Regions from separate parts of the Homo sapiens genome. Here regions 1 and 2 are each linked to region 3. A link is a loop called in an ENCODE intact Hi-C map of the cell type or tissue named here. Cell type or tissue: PC-3. All regions are shown on one strand.

Region 1 (8,000 bases), 100 kb after region 3:
CATCTTACAAGGTTTTATCTTTGGTCTCTTCCTATTTAAAATGTTTATTAAGGACTATGTTAAGTAAAAGCTTATTAAATTTTTATAATACTGACACAGAGATCATAGATATGCTAAGTAAAAAAATCCAAAATCAAATATTTACTTGTTGAATAAAGGCCAAAAGTTTTCTCATTGAATAAAGATTTTTTTAAAAGAAATTTGTGATGGCCTTTCACTCTGCCCTTAATTCATACAGTGGAGCTAGTTCTTCCATTGTGTCCAGATGACACCTCAAGCCGGTCCTATGAATTCTGTTATCTCTCTCTTAGAAAACAAGTCTATAATTCTTTCAAGCCACAACATTAATCTCACCTTATTAACTGAAATGTTCAATCTTAGGTCATAATCAAAATTCTAAAATTGACTTAAAGCTGAGTCTTTTGCAACCCATGGGTTCACCCTGCTATAGGTAAGAAGCAGCAGTTCAATGCCGAGAGCTGATCACCTTCTATTTTTTTCCGTCATTTAAGGTCCTCCTGCACTCTCACTCCTCAACCTTCCTAACTTCTGTTTGTGACCCCTTCATGTCTGGAAACTTGGGAAGGAAAGAGAGGAAGGAGAGAATAAAGAAGACAAACACTTGACAAGTACAGAGTGATCCAGCATTGTCTTGGCAGGAGTTTGACATTAATTCATTATCCCAAGAATTATTTTTCTTATAGAGAGTTTTGAAGGACTCCCCCCCAACTACCCAATCAAGAAGGATCTCTCATCCACTATTCACTAAATAAGGGTTGAGTTTCTATTTTATTTGTTACTGCCTCTATTGTCCTAGTATTTTGGTGATAACTCTGCTTCTTTCTATCAAGTCTTATGCCTCCCCATAAAATCTCCTTTGACAGGCTTGAGAAACACAACTTTTCTCTAATATGAATGGTCACTTCAAGTCCATGGGAAACATTCATAAGCCCTTGTTGCACAAAATATTTTCAAGTTGAGGGCCCCCAAAAGAGCTACTGTTCTTTTGATCTGTGGTAAGAACAGCTAGTCCAGCTGCTTTTTATTAACTACTCCTACAATATGGAAGTAAAACATCAGTTTTTTATGTCAGTCCAGAGGACACACATAAACTCTCCAAGGATCTTATTAAACATTGTCCTTAGGATTGAAGAGAGTGATAGATTTGGCCCCCTGATCCTCCTCTGAGTCAACTCTTTGCTCTTTAAGAATCTTGACTTTGTTGAGTGGTTAAGAATAATGTAGCTGGCTTTCTAAAACCTGTATATATGCTACAATGTTTTCTAAAACCTATTTTAGAATGCAATTCACTAGTCTCTTTTTCCGGTTCCTTTCATCTCCCAGATCTCAAAGTATCACTATGGCTCAGGACTCAGTTCATAAGTACTTTCTAGGTGATTTCATGCAATCTCACAGCTATATGCTGAGAACTCCTAACATTTATATCCACTCTCAATGTTAAGCTCATATATCCACATGTGAAATAAATTTTCTAATTGAATGTCTGCTAGGCATCTCAAAACTAAAATAAGACTAATCCCAAACTTCTGACCTCGTTCATCCTCTTCCTAGTCTTTATTTTCCTTGTAAAGGGCAGTTCCACTATTTTAATAGCTTGATGTAGTACGTGGGCATCATCTTTGGCTTTTCTCTCTGTGTTTATTATACAGCTATAGCATCCTATTAGATCTACCTTAAATATTGTTGCAGATTTATATCACTTTTCCTTATCTCCACTGCTCCCCAATGGTCTAAACTATCATTTCCTTCCAAGATGATGACCCTATTTCACATCCTTGCCAGCTACTTTCCATCCCTTTTTCTGCTTTATTTTTTCTCTGTAACGTATTGTCTATTATCTTCTTGCCACTAGGATGTGTGCTCCGTGATGGCAGGTACTTAATTTTGTTCATTTCACAAGAATCACCTAGCTAATGGTGCCTGGCACACAGTTGGTTTTCAGTGACTATTCATCAAATGAATAACTGAACCAAGTTTAATTATCAATAAGTAGTCATTACTTTCTTAGTCATTTTGATTAGCTTTTACAATTTGGTCAACTCTGGGTAATAGAAATGGCATCCATCAAAACAAGATAAACTTCGAGGATATTCTGTTACTTTAATACGTTACCAATGAGTATATATAATTAGTTCTTACTAAATGGTACCTAATAACCTGAAGGGGCAATATTGCTATTGTGTGACATATTCCTTTATATTTGTAATCTGTAGTAATTTCTCTACTTGTTAATTATTTTTGTTATTTTTGCATATTTTTACTCTGCTTTAGCACAATTTATTCCCTTCTGTGCTAGGTATCTCATAAATCCCTTATGTTACTGAATCTGTTACTAAGACAGTGGTATTGCCATGTTAAGATGTCCTTCTGACAGCCCGGTCTTCATATTTTTCTTGTGGATCCATTAAGTTCTTAGCAAAACGATTGTGTTTCATGTTGGAGTATTTATTTTTTCACAAGTCCTGGTTGAGGACAAAGGCTGGACCATGAAGCAGTATAGATTAGAAGGTTGTTATCCTTGAGCTATAGTTTCAATTTTAGATAAATATTTAGAGAAACACAAAGTAGAATATGGGAATATTTCTGAAAAAGAACCACTAATGATAAAAAAAAGTCATTCTAAACACAACAGTGAAACAGCTGTGTTTATTGGTTTACTTAGCTTATCATAGCAGTTTGTGTATCTGCCTATAACACCATTTATCATGGAGTCTGACTCTCTCATCACCTTGTGAGATTCACATTTTCAAACATAATCTTCTTTGTATCCCTATTAAAAAGAAGAGTGCCTGTTGCATAGTAGTCATTACATTAAACTTTGCTGATGCTGGTTAATTTTTTTTTTTTTCCCCCTGAGAAGGAGTCTTGCTCTGCCACTCAGGCTGGAGTGTAGTCGTGCGATCTTGGCTCACTGCAACCATCACTTTCCAGGTTTAAGCGATTCTCCTGCCTCAGACTCCAGAGTAGCTGGGATTACAGGTGTGCACCACCATGCCCAGCTAATTTTCGTATTGTTTTTGTTTTTGTTTTTTTAGTAAACGTGGGGTTTCACCATGTTGGCTAGGCTGGTCTCAACTCCTGACCTCATGATCCTCACACCTTGGCCTCCCTAAGTGCTGGGATTACAGGTGTGAGCCACTGCACCTGGCCGATGCTGATTAAATTTAATTGTCATATTACGCATGATTTATACTATTTAAATTTTGCCATGATGATTTTGAAAAATCTTTTGAAGGATTTTCTGACTTGGAAATTGTCTTGTAAAGTATTTTGTTACCTTAAAAAGGAGTTATTTTTATTGTATTTTATGCTTTTTATGTTTTTGTTGATAACAGGCATGAGTTATTTCTGTAATTCAAATGCAAACTTAAAATCTAAAAATCATTCTTATTGCTTCATTGTCATACTTAATGTTTGTTCCTGAATGGTATTACACAGTATTTATTGAGTACCAAGTATGTGCAAATTCCTGTAATATGCAATCTGAGAAATACTAAGATAAACATAAAATAGATGTTCTTTCTCACAGAACATCTGCAGACATGATGAAATCTTCCTGAAAGTATGTGTGAGTGTGTGTGTGTGTGTGTGTGTGTGTGTGTGTGTGTGGAGGGTGGTGGCTGGGTGGGAGTAAAGAAGTGCTGTTCAGACTCTTTTTGTAACTTTTCTCATGCTAGATATAGTGGCCCAGTAGTGAGCGTCTATTACCCTTGTTATGTTAATGAATAAGTCATTTCCTATAAATAATAATAAAATAGAAACAAAAAGACAGTAGGATTTTTTGGCAAAAGGATTTAAGGAAGGAATTTGTAGTGCTTTAGATTCTTATTACTTCACTGTCATACTTAATGTTTGTTCCTGAATGGTATTACACAGTATTTATAGATGTATGACAGATTGAAGAACTGGCAGATATTTTGGCATACTTCACTTGAGAACAATGCGTTATCGTCACAGTCAATTCATCCCATCTGTTGCCCGTGAGAGGAAAATTTATTACGTGTAATGATCAGAATTATCACATTACATATTGAGGATTTTCCAATGATTTCTCATAATTTCAAGAAATATAAAACAAATTGTACTGCAAGAGAATGTGCCTAATTAGAGCTAATGTAGTGGGCAGTCAATTCTGGATTTTTTTCATTGTTTATTTATTTGAGACAGAGTCTTGCTTTGTCACCCATGCTTGAGTGCAGAGGCTGCAATCCAACTGACTGCAACCTCTGCCTCAAGTGATTCTCATGTGTCAGTCTCCCAAATTGCTGGGATTACAGGCCTGCACCACCATGCATGGCTAATTTTTGTATTTTTGGTAGAGATGGGGTTCCCCACCTTTGCCAGGTTGGTCTCAAACTGACCTCAAGTGATCTGCCAACCTTGGTCTCCCGAAGTGCTGGGGTTACAGGCATGAGCCACCATACCTGGCCTAATTGAGATTAAAAGTTTTTAAAAATTCTGTTATTATAGATGGGCTATCCAGGGCATCTTGAAACTCATACTAAGCAGGGAAAGACTACCATGAATCATTGAGTGTTATGAGCAAGGCTGAAATTTAGTTAACAGTTTAGATAATAGAAACGCCCAACAAAGTTAATGATTTTTGGCCCAATAGTTTGAATTGATAGAAGAAAAAATAATTTTTCCAAGGAGGAAATAGTTACAAGATGTCAATGAGTAAGATTAGCAAAATTTAGTCTGAATATTTGAGGCTCTAGAAGAGGCAGTAAATCTTAGAGATGTCAGTAAAGAAGGGACTAATTAAGCTGGTGTTCTAAATTGACTAAAACTCATGTCAGATTAAGGCAGTTAATTCTTACATCATGCCTGACTTTAAAACAGGCTGCCTATAAAAATGTGCACCATTTTAAACAGCACATCTGTGAAGGCTTTTTGAGAAGAGACTCTTTGAATCACTTCTGTTCTCTATTCTGCAAGTTTTACTATGCTCACTGATGTTACTACTTCTTCAGAAAACTATCATTTCTTTGTGCCCACAATAAGTCAATGTAAACTATTTCACTCATGTTTTTAATCTGAAAACAACCCTTTTTCCCCTGACACTCCCAAACATACATTTCTTTCCCCTTAACTTTCTAAAGGTTATAGGAATTAAAGTGCAACAAATTGATAACTTACATTTAAATTCCACTGTAATACACTATTGTTTTAATAGAAATAGGAATTTTCCCAAGTCGAGAGATTTCTGTAGTTTTATTACTGCTTTTTTCCCTTTGGTTACTGTATTAGATCTAAATATACATACACATGTGAGTGTGTGTGTGTGTGTTTGTGTGTGTGTAAAAATGGCTCTGATATTTAAAAGCATTCCTGCTGAAGAATCTTTTTTATTTAACTTAGTCTTCCATTTTTACTTTTAAAATTAAATCATTTTTATTAAGCAGAACAATGGTTCAATTTTATAATTATATAGCATTCTCTATTTTAATGTAAAAGTTAATATATTGTGGGATCATACTGTTCTGTTTTATTTAATATTAAATTTCACACTAGGTAAATTACATAAGTTCAATTTTATTGTAAACCTTTAAAATAGAAAAAAAGAATTCTTGCAGTGTTAAAGCATACTAGATTGCCATTAGTCACTTGATTTTGTTTCTTATTAATTATATTCAATCACTTTCAACTATTACTTGTAATTATTAAAATGTAATCATGAACACATTTATAATAATTTTCCTAGTCTCTACATATTCTCATGGTGATTAATTATATTCCTTCTTATTTCACTTTATTAATTTATTTTAAAGTATTAGATAATTTATTAATTCATGCTAATTTGATAAGAGAAAATTATGGATTGAAGAAATTCAATTGGAGAAAGACATGGCGATGTGTTGTTCTCTAGTTTTATGTAATTGTTATGTTAGCCTAGAAGAAACAATACACAGATGATTTAACTTCAGGACTTGACCATGCTCCCAGTGGAGGGATGTGAAGAACTTTGTTCTATAAATAAAATGAAAAAGATGTAGCAAATGAGTATTCCAGAGTTCCTCTCACATTCAGGGGTATATGTCAGCAAATTGGAAAGAATAAGCTTCTGATCCCAAGCACTGTTTTTAGTACATTTTTATAAGCAAGAAACTTGATATTTTCTATAGCCTATTAAGTCAGTTTTAAAATTTCCTCCAATTATTCCAGCCTTAATAACTACAATTAAAAATGAGTTTGAAAATAAATGTAGGTATTTTGGAGATATTCTTTACCAAAAAGTTTGCCATGTGTGGAAAACAACAAATCTACATAGAAAGCTTAGTGAATACTGCAATTTTGTATAGTACATTTAACCTTAAGCTTTATGAAGAAAAACAGAATCTAGGTAAGTTTCTTCACTGCTCTTTTTTTTTTAGCACCAACACAAAGATTGGCAAACTGTAGGTCTTTAAAAAGAGCCTGTTAAATGGGTAAAAAAAAAAATGTTGTTTCTTCATGATAATACAAAAATTTCAGATGAATAAAATATTTAAATGAATGAGAACACCTGTTAAATATGAGATTGAACATTTAATACTTAAGCCAGTAGTAATTGAAGATTGTGTGGCCATTGCATTAGTGTTGAATTGTTGCTCTAACAAATTACTACACATTTAGCAGCTTAAAACAACACTAATTTGTCTTAAAGCTCTGGAGTTCAGAATTCCTGAATGAGTCATATTAGTCTAATATCAAGATATTGGCAGCTTATTTCTTCTGAAGACTCCAAAGGGAAATCAGTTTTTTAACTTTTCCAGTTTTTAGAGATTACCTGCCTTCCTTGGCCCTTGGCCCCGTTCCAGAATTGCTTGATTCCAGTCTCTGCTTCTATGGTCACATCTCTTTCTCTTACTCTGACCCTCTTGCCTTCTTATAAGAACCCTTGTGATTACACTGGGTCCACCTGGATAATCCAGTAAAATCTTTTCATCTCAATACCCTTAACTAAAACACACATACAAAGCCCTTTTTACCATGTAAGGTAATATTCACAGGTTCTGGGGATTTGAATATGGGCATCTTTGGTGTCTCATTATGCCATGTTAGGTATCTATTCAAAGACTTAGTGATAGTGATCAAATAGCTTCTAGGCTCAGGTTTTGCAAAACTAACTTTAGAATGACTGTCCATCTCACCTTCTCTAATTAATTACATTTTGGCTTCTAATCTCTGGGGAGTGGCCAGGAACCTAGATAGTCTTTTTCTATTATTCTTTTTGTTATTGGCTTTGTATATGTTTGTGGTCATAATAGCTAATCTGGCAGTAAGATACAAAACACCATCACAAAACAGTGAATCTGTGTATAGGTGTAAAAACATAAATTTGAAAGCATAATTATGACTCTACTCAACGCTGTAAGCCAAAGAGACCACAGAGGGGACAAAAAAGTCATTGGTGTCCATGTGGTCATTGACTTATTCAGTGTTCTGATTCAGTTTCTCTTGTCTAATCCCTCACAGCATGAATCTGGATCTATATATTTAGTCCCCTTAATTATTATTGTCATGTAGAAGTCTGTAGCAGATTTGTATAAATAAAACTACCTTCACTGGCATAACTTAGAAAAGACAGCCATGAGTTTGTACTGGCTGAAAATTATGTTTACCCACCATCACTTTTGTAACAAAATATGTTTGAGCTGTTCTGCAGATGTTATTAACGTGATTCCTTCTTACAGAATGAACCCTACCAGACAGTGAAGGACAAATGGCAAAAGCTTTTGACACTTTATGTCCAAGGTACACACTGATGATAAGTAGAACACCTACTTCTTTTAGTTATTTTTACATTGCCAAAAAGTCCACAGTTGCAAAGGAAGCCCTGTAAAAGCTCCAAAAAGATAAGAGCTCAAATCTTATAATGATATGAAGTTCATATACCTTCTTCTGGAACAATTAAAAGTAGCTGCCTTAACTAACAATTTTATAGGGTGTGTCCACAGGAAGATACAATTTGAGAATGACTAAAGTCTATACACTAT
Region 2 (8,000 bases), 76 kb before region 3:
GTCTGTGTTTGTTATGGCTTGAGTTGAGCTTTTGCTCATTGTCCACCACTGCTGTTTGCCGCCATCGCAGACCTGCCACTGACTTCCACCCCTCTGGATCCGGCAAAGTGTCTGCTGCATTTCTGATCCAGTGAGGCGCCCATTGCCGCTCCCGATCAGGCTAAAGGCTCACCATTGTTCCTGCATGGCTAAGTGCCCAGGTTCGTCCTAATCAAGCTGAACACTGGTCACTGGGTTCCACGGTTCTCTTCCGTGACCCACAGCTTCTAATAGAGCTGTAACACTCACCGCATGGCCCACATTTCCATTCCTTGGAATCCGTGAGTCCAAGAACCCCAGGTTGAGAACAAAAGGCTTGCCACCATCTTGGAAGCTCTAACAACAAAGACCTGCCCATAACAAAACCTTTAGGCCAAACTTAAAATATAAAAGGAGACAGCTTTAGGCTAAACTTGATTTAACAAGGCCGATTTGAAACCTCTAAAACTGTACTCAAATCTCTTTTCAGGAGAGAACTTGTCAGGGGTAACATTAGCTGTCAATATGTATTTGTAGGATTTTCCTCAGGGCCCACACCAAGATGAGTCACTCTCCAAGCTGCTGCCAGCCAATGACTGAGCACAGTGGAAAAGTTCTAGAACTGGACTATTAGTAACCAATACAGGACTCCTGTAGTGGGCAGCCTGGGTAAGACTTCACTGGTGCTGTACAACACTCTTCAACTCTTCTTAAACAATCTCCCTTTCTTCCCTCAAATGTCAGCCTTGCATTATGGTATGAAGGTTTTCCCTAACTACTATAAAGTTTTGCTGGCATTTTTGGCAATAAATCTTTTACATTTCTAATTATATCTTGGCATCTGCTTTCTGGAGTTCTTGAACTGAAACAGTATCTGTAATTTGGCCTAAAAAGGAACTTAATAATTTGACTTTTTCATTAGTGCACAGGCCTTGCCAAATGCAATTTTTTCCTTTTGATCTGTAAGAATACAGTGCTATTTTCATTTTTTATGAAGTCATGTGCTACAGGAATTTCTGATTTTAGCCCATTTTCTGTTCTGCTTGGAATCCTTTTCCTCCTCATCTCCTCACTTTAGTTATTGTGACTCTAAGAATGGGATAGATAATTTTAGGGACCCAGTACAAATAAAAATATAGGCCTTATACAGAAAATATTAAGAATTTCAAGACAATATAGCAGAGCATTAAACCAAGTGTGGGTCCTGCTAAACTCAGGATTCTGTGTAACTGCACAGGTAACATAACGATGAAGCTTGCTCTGCTTAGTGCTTATTCTTCTTTTGTGACTGAACTATGATGACATTTTATCAAGAAGTCTTGGCAGATCTTCTGCATACCAGGAGTCTGCAAATTTGAAATGAGGATTCTTTTTTTTTTTATTGAATGACAATCAAAATCCCTACTTTGTCTTTGTGAACTCTTTTAAGTATATTCAATTAATCAAATCAAAGGAAAACATATTAAAAGTTTTTAAATAAACCTGTTCTTTGTAGTGCAAAGATTCCATTTTTAAAATTGATGTAAATTTGATTTTTAAATAGCCCTAATACTTTTTTTCATTCAGTCTTTCTTCATCAGGTATTGCTGAGTAGTTTGTCCATTTACTATTCATCCCTTCAATGTGTGCTAGTTCTGACTTGCCTTAAGAACACTTATAAACTGGGTGTGGCCCTTGTATTCTCAATGTGCCCTTTCATTCCAAGGAGATGAACTGCACCAATTTAAATAGTAATCTTAATTGCTTTGCAATGTACTCCTGATAAATGTCTACTGAGACTGATTGCGCCCTTCACCTGTGGTTTGGCATTCTATCAATCTCATAAGTTCCTATTGTTAATAAAAGGCAAAGTAACTAGTGATATTGTTTGAATGGTGCTACTTTCTTTATGTCTAGTGACAGGGTAGAAAATAAAATTGCCCTCAGGTTTTTATGTGTGTTCATACATATTTTAAGATTTTATTATCAGTGACTTCAGTCTCCAAAATGGGGTTAGATAATTTAATATGCTTTTTTTGGTTTGATAGGAATGTATTTTTATAATTAGGAATATTTAAAAGGCATCTTAAATTATTAAATTTATTATCTTTAATTATTAAATAATATAGTTTCATTGTGATAAATGAGATATATAGAGAAGTGAAAATATGATGGTATATATGTCAATCATAATCACGTCCTATAGAGCTAACCACAGCCAATCATTCTTATACATTTTTTTCTGTATCTAAACCATATAATCTAGTTTACAGTGGGTTCTCCTGACTTTAAGACATAGAAAAGATTAAAAAAGATTGGCTCAAATCTCTTCCTTCTTTATCCTCTGAAAATTCAGCTTCTAGGATTTTTGGAAATTTCTATTCACTTCTGGTTCTAAGCTTATCTCTCCACTGAATTGGTAATGCTTAATGATTTGCTGCAAAATCTAACCACATTATTTCACAAAGTAACATAAGATTATGATCATTTTAAATAATGTGTAACATCTTTTAATTGCTTATTTGCCATTCATATGTTCTCTTTTGTAAAGTATCCAAACAAATGTTTTTTCCCATTTTTGTTGGATAATCTTTTTCTTTTAATTTCTGAGTTCTTTATACATGGTATAAGTCCTTTATCAGATACATTTCACAAAAATTTTCTTACCCAGTCTATGATAGTCTATTATTTTACAGTGTGTTTTGTGAACAGATATTTCTAATTTTGAGGAAGCAATAATATGTGATTTTTTATTTTGTGCTGTTCTATTTAAGAAGTCTTTACCAAAACCAAGGTTATAAAGATACTCTCTTATGTTGTCTTCTAGTCATTCTATATTTCTAGGTTTCATTATGGGTATAAGTTCTATTTTGTGTTAGCCTCTTTACAACTTTCATTTTCTTTTTATTTTCTTTTTGGTATGGAGATATCCAATTATTTTATAATAATTGGTTGAAACAACTATCATTTCTCCACTGACTTTCCCCTGCACCTTTGTAAAAAATAAATTGCCCACATATAAGTGTGTCTATTTCTGGACTCTCTATTGTGTTCATTGTTCTAGGTCACTAGCTTTATGCCAATGCCACATTGTTTTAGTAATGGTAGCTTTATAATAAGTAAAAATCAGGCAGCATTAGACTTCTAACTTTATTCTTTTTGAAAGTCATGTTGTCTATTCCAGTTCCTTTGCATTTGCATGTGAATTTTAAAATCAGATTATCAATTTCTACAAAAATCCTGGTGACATTTTTATTGGGATATATTACATCTATAGGTCAGTTTGGGTAGAATTGACATTGGAAGTAAATGCTTGATGCCACAAAGTGAAAATAGCACTCAGGCAAAGTTTTCTCAGCAAGGCAATTTTCTTCTATAGGAGAGTGCATCTCACAGATGGAGCAATGGTGAGAGCACACTGGACAAGGGAGGGGATGGGGTTCTTATTCCTGATGCAGCTAGTTCCTACTGCTGTGTCTTTCCCCTGTTAGCTAGGGTTGGACTGCACAGTCTAAGCTAATTCCAGTTGGCTACTTTAAAGAGAGAAGGGGTATGAGCCAGAGCGGTGGAGTGAGTAGTTTTGGCAGGAAGGGTGGTTACAGAGCTGGTGACTAAGGATGACTAAGGACAGAGCAGGTGATAGAAGCTAGGAGGGGGTTGTTTACTAAAACTAGGGGCAAGGAGACATAAAGAACGAGGAAGTTAAACTTTAAAATGGAGAACAAAGAAGAGGGAAGCTGAACATACTGACATATTGTTCTCTGAGGAAGAGCTCAGAACTTAACAATTTTCCCCCTCTTGAATTTTAAAGGAAGTTAACAGGCTAAAACCTTGCCCTTTTTATAGTTTTTAATTTTATATTTTATAGTTTATAATTTTTATAGTTTTTCCTCTTTAAACCTTTTTAACATGTCTTGGCTTTGAAAAGCTTATCTGAATAAGGTGGAGGAGAGCTAAGGGAGGTTTTTTGTGTCTAGTGGAAAGGTGATTTCAGTCCTCGTTACTTCATCTTCATCAGAAAGAAAAATCCTCTTGATTTCTTAATATCTATTTTTAAAATTGTCATTTATAGATTTTAAATTTTCTTCTTGTATTTTTTCAAAATATACATTTATTGAATCTTGAGAACTAAATTACATATAGTTTCATAGTTGCACATTTTTGTTGTGATGGTAGTTGTTGTTATTGTTATTGCTTGGTTTGGGGTTTTTAGATTGGGAGTTTAACATAATTCCTTCACTCTGGGAATGAGGATAATTTCCCTGTGATCTCTGTTAGCAAACAAGCAAAAATGATGGTTCATTATATCTTTATATCATGGTTTTGTTCATTATACAAATTATTCTTTCAGTATGTTCTTCTCATATTTATTTATTTATTTTGTTTTTGAGACAGAGTCTCTGTTGCCAGGCTGAAGTGCAGTGGTGTGATCTCCGCTCACTGCAACCTCTGCCTCCCTGGTTCAAGCGATTCTCCTGCCTCAGCCTCCCGAATAGCTGAGATTACAGGCATGTGCCACCACGCTCAGCTAATTTTTGTATTTTTAGTAGAGATAGGGTTTCACCATGTTGGCCAGGATGGTCTCGATCTCCTGACCTCATGATCCGCCTGCCTAGGCCTCCCAAAGTGCTGTCTTCTCATATTTTAATCAAAAGAGAAGCTACTGTAAAAAATAACTACTTTTTTACCTCAGTAATTCAACTTCCTGGGAGAAAAGTGTCTAGAACTAGATTTTTGATGTTATCAAAGGCTACACCTCAGGGTAACTTAATTTCTGCATCAGGTTTTCTATAGGTTCCATGAAGCTCTTGAACAAAAAGCCAGCTTCATGAATACCATTTCCTTTCTGCCCAGCCCAACCACCAGATGCAAGCTGGCACTGACCTACATTCTAAGTTCTTTCCATACTGTGGATATTCTCTTGGCTCTAACCATGAAACCAGTTTCAAAGCATTTTTTGCTACTGCTTTCAATTTCTACTGATCCTTAGCAGAGAAAGTGGTAAATTAGTTGTTTCTCTCTACCCAACATATTTGCTTTGCTTAAAGTGTCTTTTCCTCTAAAATGGTAAGAATTACTGAATTGTACCATCATGGATGCTGTACTTTCTCCAGCTGTATGCTTGTAGATCACCCCTTGGAGGTTTCCCACCTGCAGTGGACCCAGCAGACATCTTTGGTAAGTTTTAGCACTGAGATTACAGACCTTTTGCACAAGAGATTTCTCTGAATGAAATCCAGGAACAGAATGGTAAGAAAGCCAAATGCCTTTGTTTACATTGCTATCTTCTGCCTAAACATTTGTATGGCTTTTAAAGGTAATAACATTTGCCCACTTTTTAATGTACGTTTTGTAAATATCAAAACTTTTTAGTATGTATTTTCTAATTTGGTCCACATGATACCTGTATAAAAACATGGAAAGCATTTGTAAATCACGTTTTCCCCATCAGAAAACTTTCAGGGCAAAAAATTTATAAGTGATCTAAATGGTACACTTTATATACAACAAAGCCAGGTATAAAAGTAAGTCCACTATACATTTACATTAGTCATGGGAAATGATTGACATTTGACTAGTTTTTGAAAGTAATTGCAAATTATGTATCTATATTTAGGCTATATTCAGATCTATAACTGGTTAAAGTTTGTTAAAGGTTTAGGCAAGTATCATTTTGCTTGGAATTATATATATTTATATCAGCCATATTTTGCCCTGTTCAGTTGGGAAGAGAGTTTGTTAGTTATTAAGCTATTATCTCACATATAGAGACCCTCACTTTATTCTATGCTTTGTAATACAGGGGCTATGCTTTTTGGCAATTATGTTTTCTCTTTCCCAAGGGACTCCCTGTTACAGTTTATCAATAAGGGTTCCAGCTAAAGGGAAACTGGAAAACTAGTAATGACCTTGCCTCTTGGCAGCAGCAGTTAGTTCCCTTATTGCTCTCTTACTTTCACACTTCCAGAACTAGCCTCATTGTGTGCCCTTCAAAGAGTAACAGCACAAACCAGGCATAGACCTTTTCAAGGGCCTATGTCTCACATTTGTGGATCTTCTGATCGTCTTCTAGACTCCTTGGTTCTAACAGCACCAATTCTTTCCCTTTGTTCCCCCACCCCTTCGGTGATGGTAAATGCTTTCTGAACTTAGGAGATTTTTATTACCTCAGTGTTACTTAAAAAATATTCTTTAAAATGTATTTAATTGATTTCTTATATTAAATGATTGTAAATAAAATAACAGATGTGGTTTTTATTTCATCAACTTGTCTCTGTCTGATTGTTAAGTTAGAAGAGGGCATGCAGTTGAAAAAGAAGAGAAAATAGTATTGCAGCATATTAATTAATGGATTGATAAAATGATAAAAATTTGCAGGATGACTCTCTTCTTATATGTTCAGAAATATGTAAACATATCTATAACTCTGCCATGCTCATTTGTTTTCATGTCCTGATTTGTTGATTTTATATATTAAAAGAAAAATTTTTAAATCCCTCTCCTTTGGAAAGAGTGAAAACTTTTTCTTACTTCTATTTGCTCCTGAATCCTATGAATTAGTAAAATGAAAAAATTACTATGAGGAGAGGCTGGCAAGATGGCAGAATAGGAACAGCTCCAGTCTGCAGCTCCCAGTGAGATCAACACAGAAGGCAGGTGATTTCTGCATTTCCAACTGAGGTACCTGGCTCATCTCACTGGGACTGGTAAGACAGTGGGTGCAGGCCACGGAGGGAGAGCCAAAGCAGGGTGGGGAGTCACCTCACCTGGGAAGTGGTAGACGTTGAGGACCTCCCTCTCCTAGCCAAGGGAAGCCATGAGGAATCCTGCCGTGAGGGAGAGTGCACTCCAGCCCAGATATTACACTTTTCCCATTGTCATCACAACCCACAGACTAGGAGATTCCCTCAGGTTCCTATGCCACCAGGGCCCTGGGTTTCAAGCACAAAACTGGGCGGCCATTTGGGCAGACAACGAGCTAGCTGCAGGAGATTTTTTTTTTTTTCATACCCCAGTGCCACCTGAAATGCCAGCAAGACAGAACCATTCACTCCCCTGGAAAGGGGACTGAAGCCAGGGAGCCAAGTGGTGTTGCTCAGTGGATACTACCCCCATGGAGCCCAGAAAGCTAAGGTCCACTGGCTTGAATTCTTGCTGCCAGCACAACAGTCTGAAGTTGACCTGGGGTGATCGAGCTTGGTGGGGGGCGGGGTGTCCACCATTACTGAGGCTTGAGTACGCGGTTTTCCCCTCACAGTTTAAACAAAGCCTCTGGTAAGTTCAAACTGGGTAGAGCCCACTGCAGTTCAGCAAATCCGCTGTAGCCAGACTGCCTCTCTAGATTCTTCCTCTCTGGGTGGGTATCTCTGAAAGAAAGGCAGTAACTCCAGTAAGATGCTAATAGATAAAACTCCCAACTACCTGGGACAGAGCACCTGGGGGAAGGGCGGCTGTGGGTGAGAGGTGAAGCCAGCTGGACTTCCTGAGTCAAGTGGGGACTTGGAGAACTTTTCTGTCTTACAAGTTAATTGTAAAATTCACCAATCAGCACTCTGTAGCTTGCAAGAGGTTTGTAAAATGCACCAATCACCACATCCCAAATAGACTCTTTGGCAGCAGTGACTCTCCAAAACTGCTGAGGCCTAGACCTCCTCACTGCTGAGAAAGGAGGACTTTGCACCTTCTTAGGGGAAGAATGTTGTTTTTACACTAACTGATCAGGGATAGTATGAGATTTTGCCCAGTGTTTACAGGAAAAGGCTTCTGAAATCAGACAACGCCTTTCAAACTCTGATACCAACCTCTGGAGTTGGGCGACATGGCTTCTCCCCTTTCTAGGTCCCATGACAGCCATCTTGTGATTACTCGCCTTCCAGCCCTTTATTTTTAACCTCCTTGTCAAATTTGTTTCCTCCAGGATTGAGGCCATCAAGCTACAGATGGTCTTACAAATGGAACCCCAAATGAGCTCGACTCACAACTTCTACCAAGGACCCCTGGAA
Region 3 (8,000 bases):
AGTGGCCCTGGCTCTTTCTGGAATCAATTAATCACACACTTATCTCAGGGTCTTTACAAATACTCTTCCCTTTGCTAAAATATCCTCCCAGAAATAGTCATATGGCTTGACTCTTCCCATCATCAGCTCTCTGACCAAATATTAATACCTTATCACAAGCACTTTCCCTGATCTCTTGACCTAAAAGAAAGAGCTTCCACTACTCACTCTAACAACAAAACACCCTAACTCACTTTACTCGTTTTCATAGCACTTATATTACCTGACATATGATATGTTTATATATTCATTTACTTGATGCTTAAGTTCTTTCTGATAAAATGTGCATTCCATGAGAGACTTTGTTTTGATTACTATAGTGTTTTCAGTTCCTAGAACAGTATCTGATAGCTATTGTGGAATGGATTAATTAATGCATTTTGAATGGATTAATTAATGCATTTACAGAGACACAAAAGAAAGTGCTAGATTTTTAAAAAGTGCTTTCCTAAAAAGGCTAATCCCATGTAAAGAGACAACTCTGTGATTATTCAGTGTCTACAGAGGAGAGATAGTGTAAGAGTACTGTTTTGTTTTTGTTTTAGGGCAACAAAACTGAAGAGAAATTGTCTTATAATAGAAAGGGATGGGAATGGTAAGTTACGTTGAATATTGGATACTTGTGCCAACATCTACCACCCTTATCCCCCACAGCACTCAGAGGAGCATCAAGGGCTCCATGATATGGTTCATCGAATGAGAATGCACACGAGAAAATAAAGTTACAGCCTTTGAAAAGATTCTCCTGCACCAGTCTTGCACAGAAGAGACAAAGCCACTGACTACTGAAAGATGGATATGGGTTTTAACTATGTGGACAGTGTGCAACCATCATGGGTTAAAGACTAAAAGCCCTTCCACCTTTACTCTGAGCCTCAGGTAAGCTGCTCCAATCGCCTAACCCAAAGAAAAAGAGGGGACCTCCGTATTATTTGAAATTAAATTTTCACCCACCCTGTGGATAAAGTACTGTGGAAACCTATTTAAGTAGTGTTAACTTAAATATAGTTTGAAATGTGATTTTAGCTAGTGGTCATCACTTTTCCAAACTTTTAAGTATTATATGCCTCTGCTATTGCTATAAGGCAACTATACAAATTCAGACAGTTTATCTCTGTATATTTCTATCTGGTATGCACACACATACCCTTTAAATGTATAAATTAATGGATTGATAAAGATATGTAACTAAACACAAAAAAAGTCAAGCAAGTATATAAGGTCATGCAAGTTCTGTTTTATTTATATAACCAGAGAAAATAGTCTATGCTGCAGAATGTCTGTAGTCTTTCACAAATTCATATAACAGGTAATAGTTTGAAATAGGAAATTATTTGTTTTGAAGTATCAACTGTGTCTTAAATTTATTGAAGTCAGAGGCAGATTTCACACTTAAAAATATGGTCAACAGTTTCCTACAATATTACAGGAATAAAGACTTTGCCTGTAGACTAATGATCATGATGTGCTGGTAATTTCTCGTTCTATAAAATAAATTTATTTTATACCAGGTTTCTAGGAAGTAAGATTTAGACCTACTAAATGTGGTATCGTTTCTAGAATTGCTAAGAATGCTTGTGCAGCGTACCTACGTGCACTATGTGCTGATTACAATCCTTGAATTTGAAGCTAACCTCAATTTTAGGCCATCTGTGAACCTTTTGGAAAATTAGTGCGCAGGTTGTATGTGGAATTTCCAAAGTTACTACTGATTTGGCAAATAAAAGTGAACTATGATGAGATTAACTTCGAAGGTATAGTTTAGGTAGTTTAAAAAAAAAAACCTGAGCGGGTAAAGCATAGGCAACAGAAGAGTCAGGGAAATTAAGCAACTAAATAATGTAAACTTAAAAAGGCTTCTGAGAAGATTAATTTCTCTGTGAGTCTCAAACATAACACAGAGAGGAAAACCAAAGAAAAAGATAGAAACCTTGAATGTTCAAAAAATGATCTCTGTCCTGGAGAGGGACAAACATGTAGTGAACAATATTGCCAAAACTCTGGGGGTATAATCATGCTCATGCCCCAAGCCTGGATGTACTGTCAAGCAGTTATATAGGCTGTTTCACCTCTGCACAAGCCATGTCTTGCTAGAAATGAATGGTTTCAAGTCAGAAGAAAATGCCACAGCAGGAGAAAAGCATTGGAATCTTAGCCAGGATTCACTACTAATATGGTACAGCAATAACAGACACTGGAAACCAAAAATTGACAAACACTTAGGAAATGAGTGCTAAAGAGGCAGTCTTTAATATAATGTTGGCCGGGCATGGTGGCTCACGCTTGTAATCCCAACACTTTGGGAGCTCGAGGCGGGCAGATTAACTGAGGTGAGGAGTTTGAGATCAGCCTGGCCAACATGGCAAAATCCCATCTCTACTAAAAATACAAAAATTAGCTGGGCGTGGTGGCACACGCCTGTAATCCCAGCTGCTTGGGAGACTGAGGCTGGAGAATTGCTTGAGCCTGGGAGGCAGATGTTGCAGTGAGCTGAGATTGTACCACTGTACCCCAGCCTTGGTGACAGAGTGAGACTCTGTCTCAAAAAAAAAAAAAAAAGTATTTGTGTACAATGGACTGAGTGTTTCTTTTCTCGCCAAATTCTTATGTTGAAATCCTAACCCTCAACATGATGGTATTAGGAGGTGGGGCCTTTGCGGGGTGATTAGGTCATGAGGGCTTTGTCCTAATAAAAGGACATGCGGAATTAGTGTCTTAATAAAAGATGCTCCAGAAAGCTCCTTTGTACTTTTGCCATGTGAGAATGTAATGAGAAGGTGCCATCTGGGATCAAGGGGACTGGCCCTTACCCAGACACTGAATCCCCCAGAACCTTGATCTTGGACTTCCCAGCCTCCAGAACTGTGAGAAATAAATATCCTTTTTTATAAGCCATTCAGTTTATGGTAGTTTGTTATAGCAGCTGGGACAGACTAAGACTAAGACATATTGTTTATCAAGCAAACAACTTCAGGAATTGTGATTGGCTATCTGAGTCTAGGGTTTGAGGCGTAGTAAAAACCAGAGAACACTGCCAGAAGGCTGGGGAAAAAGTTCTCAATTTAAAACTAAATTAGATCCCACAGCCCAGAGAACCCCCATCTCAGGGGTTTTAGATTTAGGAGGCATGGTTCAGGTTCATTTTCAACACGTGAGAGCAGGAACAAAAGTGAGTAGCATGCTAGTCACCAAGCCCACCCTGTCAGAACTTAACGTCGCTCAGAAGATAGGGTAAAGAAAAAGGAGGAGGAGAAAGAGAGTCCCTTTCTCCATGCAGGAGGAAAGCCAGGCACAGATGGTGATTTCTGTGTCACCAGACTAGACCCTGCCAATTTGAGGATTTTGAAACTTTTTATAGCAGTTGCCACTCTGGAGGCTTTTTGGAAGTCAGGTTTGAGCAGCCTTTCCTGAGACAGGGCTAAAAAGGTGCAGGGATGCAGATATACTGCCAAGTGTGCACACCCAGTAAACTTGTAACTGACTGCTGACTTGATGCAGAATCTAGGAGTCATCCTGAAAGTTGAAGAGAACTCTTCTCAGCCTCAGAGGAGGAACATTTCCAAAATAGCTGCAAATACTTTAAAGCAGTCCTTAAGCCCTTGTTTTTTTATTTGTCCTTTGGGGAAAGATGGACTTATTGTATATTTTACTCATGAGGAGAACATAGAATTAGTAATGGGAAATGTGGCCTGCTTGCACTCAGGAAGACAGAAAGAGGTCAAAAAGACAAGCTTCACTTGTCCTCCAAGAGTCAAGGTCAGTCTGTACCCAAAGCTTTGTCTCCTCAGGCAGCCAGGGTCAGGAAGGGACAAATAAAGCTACTTGAAAACCAGGATACATCCCAGGCCTCAGTGAGGAGAGTGGCTTATATTACAATATTCCCCTGTCAACTAGTGAGTGCTGAGTAGAGGGGCTACATTTCCATTGCTACAGACTAGAAATCTGGAAGATCTTAGTGATTTTATGGATGAGAAAGATCGAGGTTGAGAAGCAGCCCACACTTCCTGTTAAAATGCAATCATTATGTAGGTACCTTCACGCCAAATATGGCTAATTACCAACCTCCCATTCTGACTTCTAGATTGGATGGTGCTATTTTGAAAGGAACAAAGTTGCCGTAAATCAAAGTAAAATACCTAGCTCTTCAAGATCACAGGTAAATACAGTCCTCACAGACAGATAGATTCTCCTTTGCATGTTGAGGGGAGAAATAATTTATGTCTGAGAAACTCACCATGGAACAAAAAAGTTAATCTGCGTTCCACTTCTTGGGAGAGGTAGGTGCAATAAAGGATTGAAAACACTTTGTTTGGTTTCTTTTCTTGTGTGGACTAAAAAAGGACTTGAAAAAGGATGTGGTAGAATGCTTTCTTGAGGTATTATGTTTTTTGTTATTTAAAATTATTTCAAAATATATAAAAAATAAGGGTTTATATAAGTTATATCTTTGATTTAAAGGACGATAGTAAAAATGACACCGTATGCCCAAAGTACAGCTTAAAAAGAGAACATAAAATGCATGAAAAGAACTATTGTAGCTCCCAGTGTGCCTTTCTGTAAACTCTTACCCTCCTTTCCTCCAAAGATTCCCATATCCTGAATTGTGAAGTTATTTCATTGCTTTTTATTACAATTTTTACTACAGGTTATGTTGTGTGTGTATATGTTTGTACATGTGTGTATAATGATATATATGTAAACAAACAGATATACATATATAGAGAGAGAAAAGAGAACTATATGGTATGTGTTTACAGTGCGTTTTACAATTTTTTGTTGAATTTTGTGTCTTTTAAGATCTCATTATGGTTTAAAATTCAATTCGAGGCAGGTTTAGCTGTGGATTCATTTTTGTGATTCATATTTTATTGTATGACTAAACCACAGTGTTTGCCTGTTTCAATTTTTATAGACAGGAGTTACTAGCTTGTGTATATAAGAGTTTTTGTTTGCTTATTTGCTATTATAAATGATGCTGTTGTGTACATGGAGAGGAGAATTCCCAAGGCAGTGTATTTTAACTTCAACTGTACACTCAACAATCTGTTGCTTGAGGACCTGTTCTGGGCTCAGTTGAATTAGTAACTTTGGTAGTGGTACTCATGCACCGACATCTAATAAACATTTCCCAGGCAATTTTAATCTGCAGGCAATGTTGAAAAGCACTACCCAAAACAATCAATATCTAGGAATAGAGAATCTTGGTAATAAAGAATGTGCATTTTCACATTAATAGGTAACATTAAATTGATACCTATATCAGATGCAGACATTTCCAATTGGACTAAAATATATGAGATTCCTGTTTCTCCACATCCTTGCCATAACTGGCATACTCAGTCATCAGTGTCAGCCTGGTGAATGTCAGGTGAAAACCCATTGTAGTTAAAATTTTCAGTTTCCTGTTTACTAATGAATTTGGGTACATATTCATATATACTGGCCACTTTTAGTGATACACTTTAATTCCTTATGCCTTTTTTTTTTTATTTTTGTGTCCTTTTTTATTTATTGTAAGGAATTCTGGACACTAGATCTGATTCACAAAAACTTCCCCAATGGAGGTTGCTTATTCTTCCCCATCTGCTGGCCAGATGCGGAAGATCCAATAGAGGACTCCAAGGTTATAGACCAGGGTTTCCAACCTCAGCACTGACATTTGGTGCCTGATAATTCTTATTGTGGGAGCTGCCCTATGCCTCAACAGGAAACAGTGTTCTGTGGATGTTTTGAGCATCTCTGTCTTCAATATATTAGATGTCAATAGAGACCAAGTGTGACAACCTGAACTTTCTCCAGGTCTTGTCAAATTTCCCATAGGGGTCAAAATTGCCCCCAGTTGAGCAGTACTGACCGACAGAGTGGTGGAGCCACAAGAAGGAAGGCTGCACCCTGGAATCACTGCTTGGAGAAGAGTAGTTCACCAATTAGGAATCAGTGAGATTTGGAGACTTGTTACCTTATCTGATGTAATTATTTTACTCAGATCTTCATTACAGTTCCTGATTTTTCTGTTTAGTTCATTTATTAATTAAAAAAGCATGTTCAAATTATCTGCTACGACAGTAGATGTGTCTGTTTGATTCTTCTCATACTTTTTGTTTTGCATAGCTTTAAGCTAGATAAAAATAAGTTTAGAATTGTTATATGATCCAGTTGAATTTAGCTCCTAGACATTATATAGAAACTGTGCATGTATGGTTGTATGTTTGTGTCCTATAATGCTTTAACCTTAATTTATATTCTGTCTTATGTTATAGTCACATGAGATTTTTGGTTAGCATTTTCCTGCCACATCTTTTCAATCCTTTTGCTTTCAACCATTTTGTTATCTTATACTTCATACATGTCTTCTATAAACAAGTCCAGATTATTTTGGTCTTTTAACTAAATAATGTATTTATATTTATTGTATATAAGTATATTGATATGAATATGTTGGTATATTTGATTTTATTTCTGCCACCTTATTTCAATGCCTCTATTTATTAAGCTTTTTCTATGCTTTCATTTTCTTATTTTCTTGCTTTATTTCAATTGAGTTTTGTGTGGTTTGCTTTGTTTTATTACCTCATTCTATTTTGTCTCCAAGAAGATTGAAAGTTATAGAAACTATTTACATTCGTTTTGTGGTTATATGCTTGCCTAACTTTCAAAAGACTAAAGTTAATCGTAGATCTCGGCTCACTGCAAGCTCCGCCTCCCGGGTTCACGCCATTCTCGTTTCTCAGCCCCCCGAGTAGCTGGCGCTACAGGCGCCCACCACCACGCTCGGCTAATTTTTTGTATTTTTAGTAGAGACAGGGTTTCACCATGTTAGCCAGGATGGTCTCGATCTCCTGACTTCGTGATCCGTTCGCCTTGGCCTCCCAAAGTGCTGGGATTACAGGCATGAGTCACCGCGGCCGGCCCTAATCATGTATCTTTATCTACCTCATGAAAAATCCAAGAACCTTAGAATCTTAATTTCAGTGTCTTAATTGTTACACAGCATTCTTATTTGTTGTTTTTCTTTAGCCCTACAAATTAGACATTGTTTATATTTTATTAACTTGGTGTTTGCTTTAATTTGCCCAAATATTTTCTTAACATTTTTCATACATTTTAAGCAATTATCTTTCATATTTTGTATCCTGAATTTTGTTTTTAAGGAATTTCTTCAATGTAAGTCAGTTAATATCTTTATTGTATCTTCATTCTTGAGATACTTACTTTGAGTATATACAAATATGACAGTTTTTCCTCCTGGCACCTTGAAAACAAATAATTCTATTGTCTTCCAGCTTCTCTTGTTCTGTTGGAAAGTCACAGTTTTATAGCTTTTCCTTTGGAAAAAGCTATCTTTTCTTTCTAACTATTTTAACCATCTTCTCTTGATTTTAGAATTACGTATATTCATTACAATGCATTTATCTCAGCTTCTTTTAACTTATCCTTCTTGAGAACTCTTTAGCTTCTCTATTTAAACATTGCTATCTTTCCTGAATTTTGGAACATGCTGACTCAAACATCTTCTTTACTAATCCTTCCCTCCACTTTCTCCTATTATTTCATATTAAACTCAATTTTGATATATGTTAGACCTTTTTGTTCTTTGTCTTAATCTTCTTATTTTTGCATGTCTTTATTTTTCTGTGCTTTATTAGGGGTAATTTCTTCAAACAGATCTATATCCATTTTCTAATGTTCTCTCTTCATCTTTGTCTATTTAAATCATCTATTGAGTTTCTAATTAAAATTACTATGTATTTTTTAATTATATGAGAATTATTTTTTTTCAGTCTTTCTTGTCAACTATGACAATTATGTTGTCAATTAATCTTATAGTCTATTCTCTTTTTATAATTTAAAACATTTTTAGCATGCTTACCTTTACATTATTTATTTGATAGCTTTGCTATCTCTAATGTCCTTGAGTTTGATTCCACACCTGTTTTCTATTTTAGATCATTCTGGATCAT

What was found. Peaks named below come from ENCODE experiments on the same cell type or tissue, not always from the same donor. Only the 100,000 strongest peaks of a DNase experiment are listed, where the experiment ranks them.
Region 1: a loop joins it to region 3, with 6 times the contacts of the local background. A loop is called at or near these places in 1 of 110 quality-filtered maps.
Region 2: it touches region 3 in a loop (5-fold over the local background); 1 of 110 quality-filtered maps calls a loop at or near these places.

What each region holds. Positions count from the first base shown.
Region 1 is chr12:87,243,709-87,251,708 of GRCh38, reverse strand. No RefSeq gene overlaps it. Among named protein-coding and RNA genes, the nearest start is that of MIR3059, 500 kb to the right of the region's middle. In PC-3, no CTCF peak of the experiment used is centred here; no DNase peak of the experiment used is centred here; H3K27ac peaks cover 1,491 bases.
Region 2 is chr12:87,421,709-87,429,708 of GRCh38, reverse strand. It overlaps LOC105369880 (a long non-coding RNA gene), which reads right to left and starts at 557. Exons shown (of 3, transcript XR_945160.2): 1 at 289-557. RefSeq lists an enhancer at 7,120-8,000. In PC-3, no CTCF peak of the experiment used is centred here; DNase peaks (open chromatin) are centred at 1,738 and 3,588; H3K27ac peaks cover 2,781 bases.
Region 3 is chr12:87,345,240-87,353,239 of GRCh38, reverse strand. It overlaps LOC107984478 (a long non-coding RNA gene), which reads left to right. Exons shown (of 3, transcript XR_001749242.3): 2 at 694-918. Among named protein-coding and RNA genes, the nearest start is that of LINC02258, 420 kb to the left of the region's middle. In PC-3, no CTCF peak of the experiment used is centred here; a DNase peak (open chromatin) is centred at 4,979; H3K4me3 peaks cover 272 bases; H3K27ac peaks cover 2,004 bases.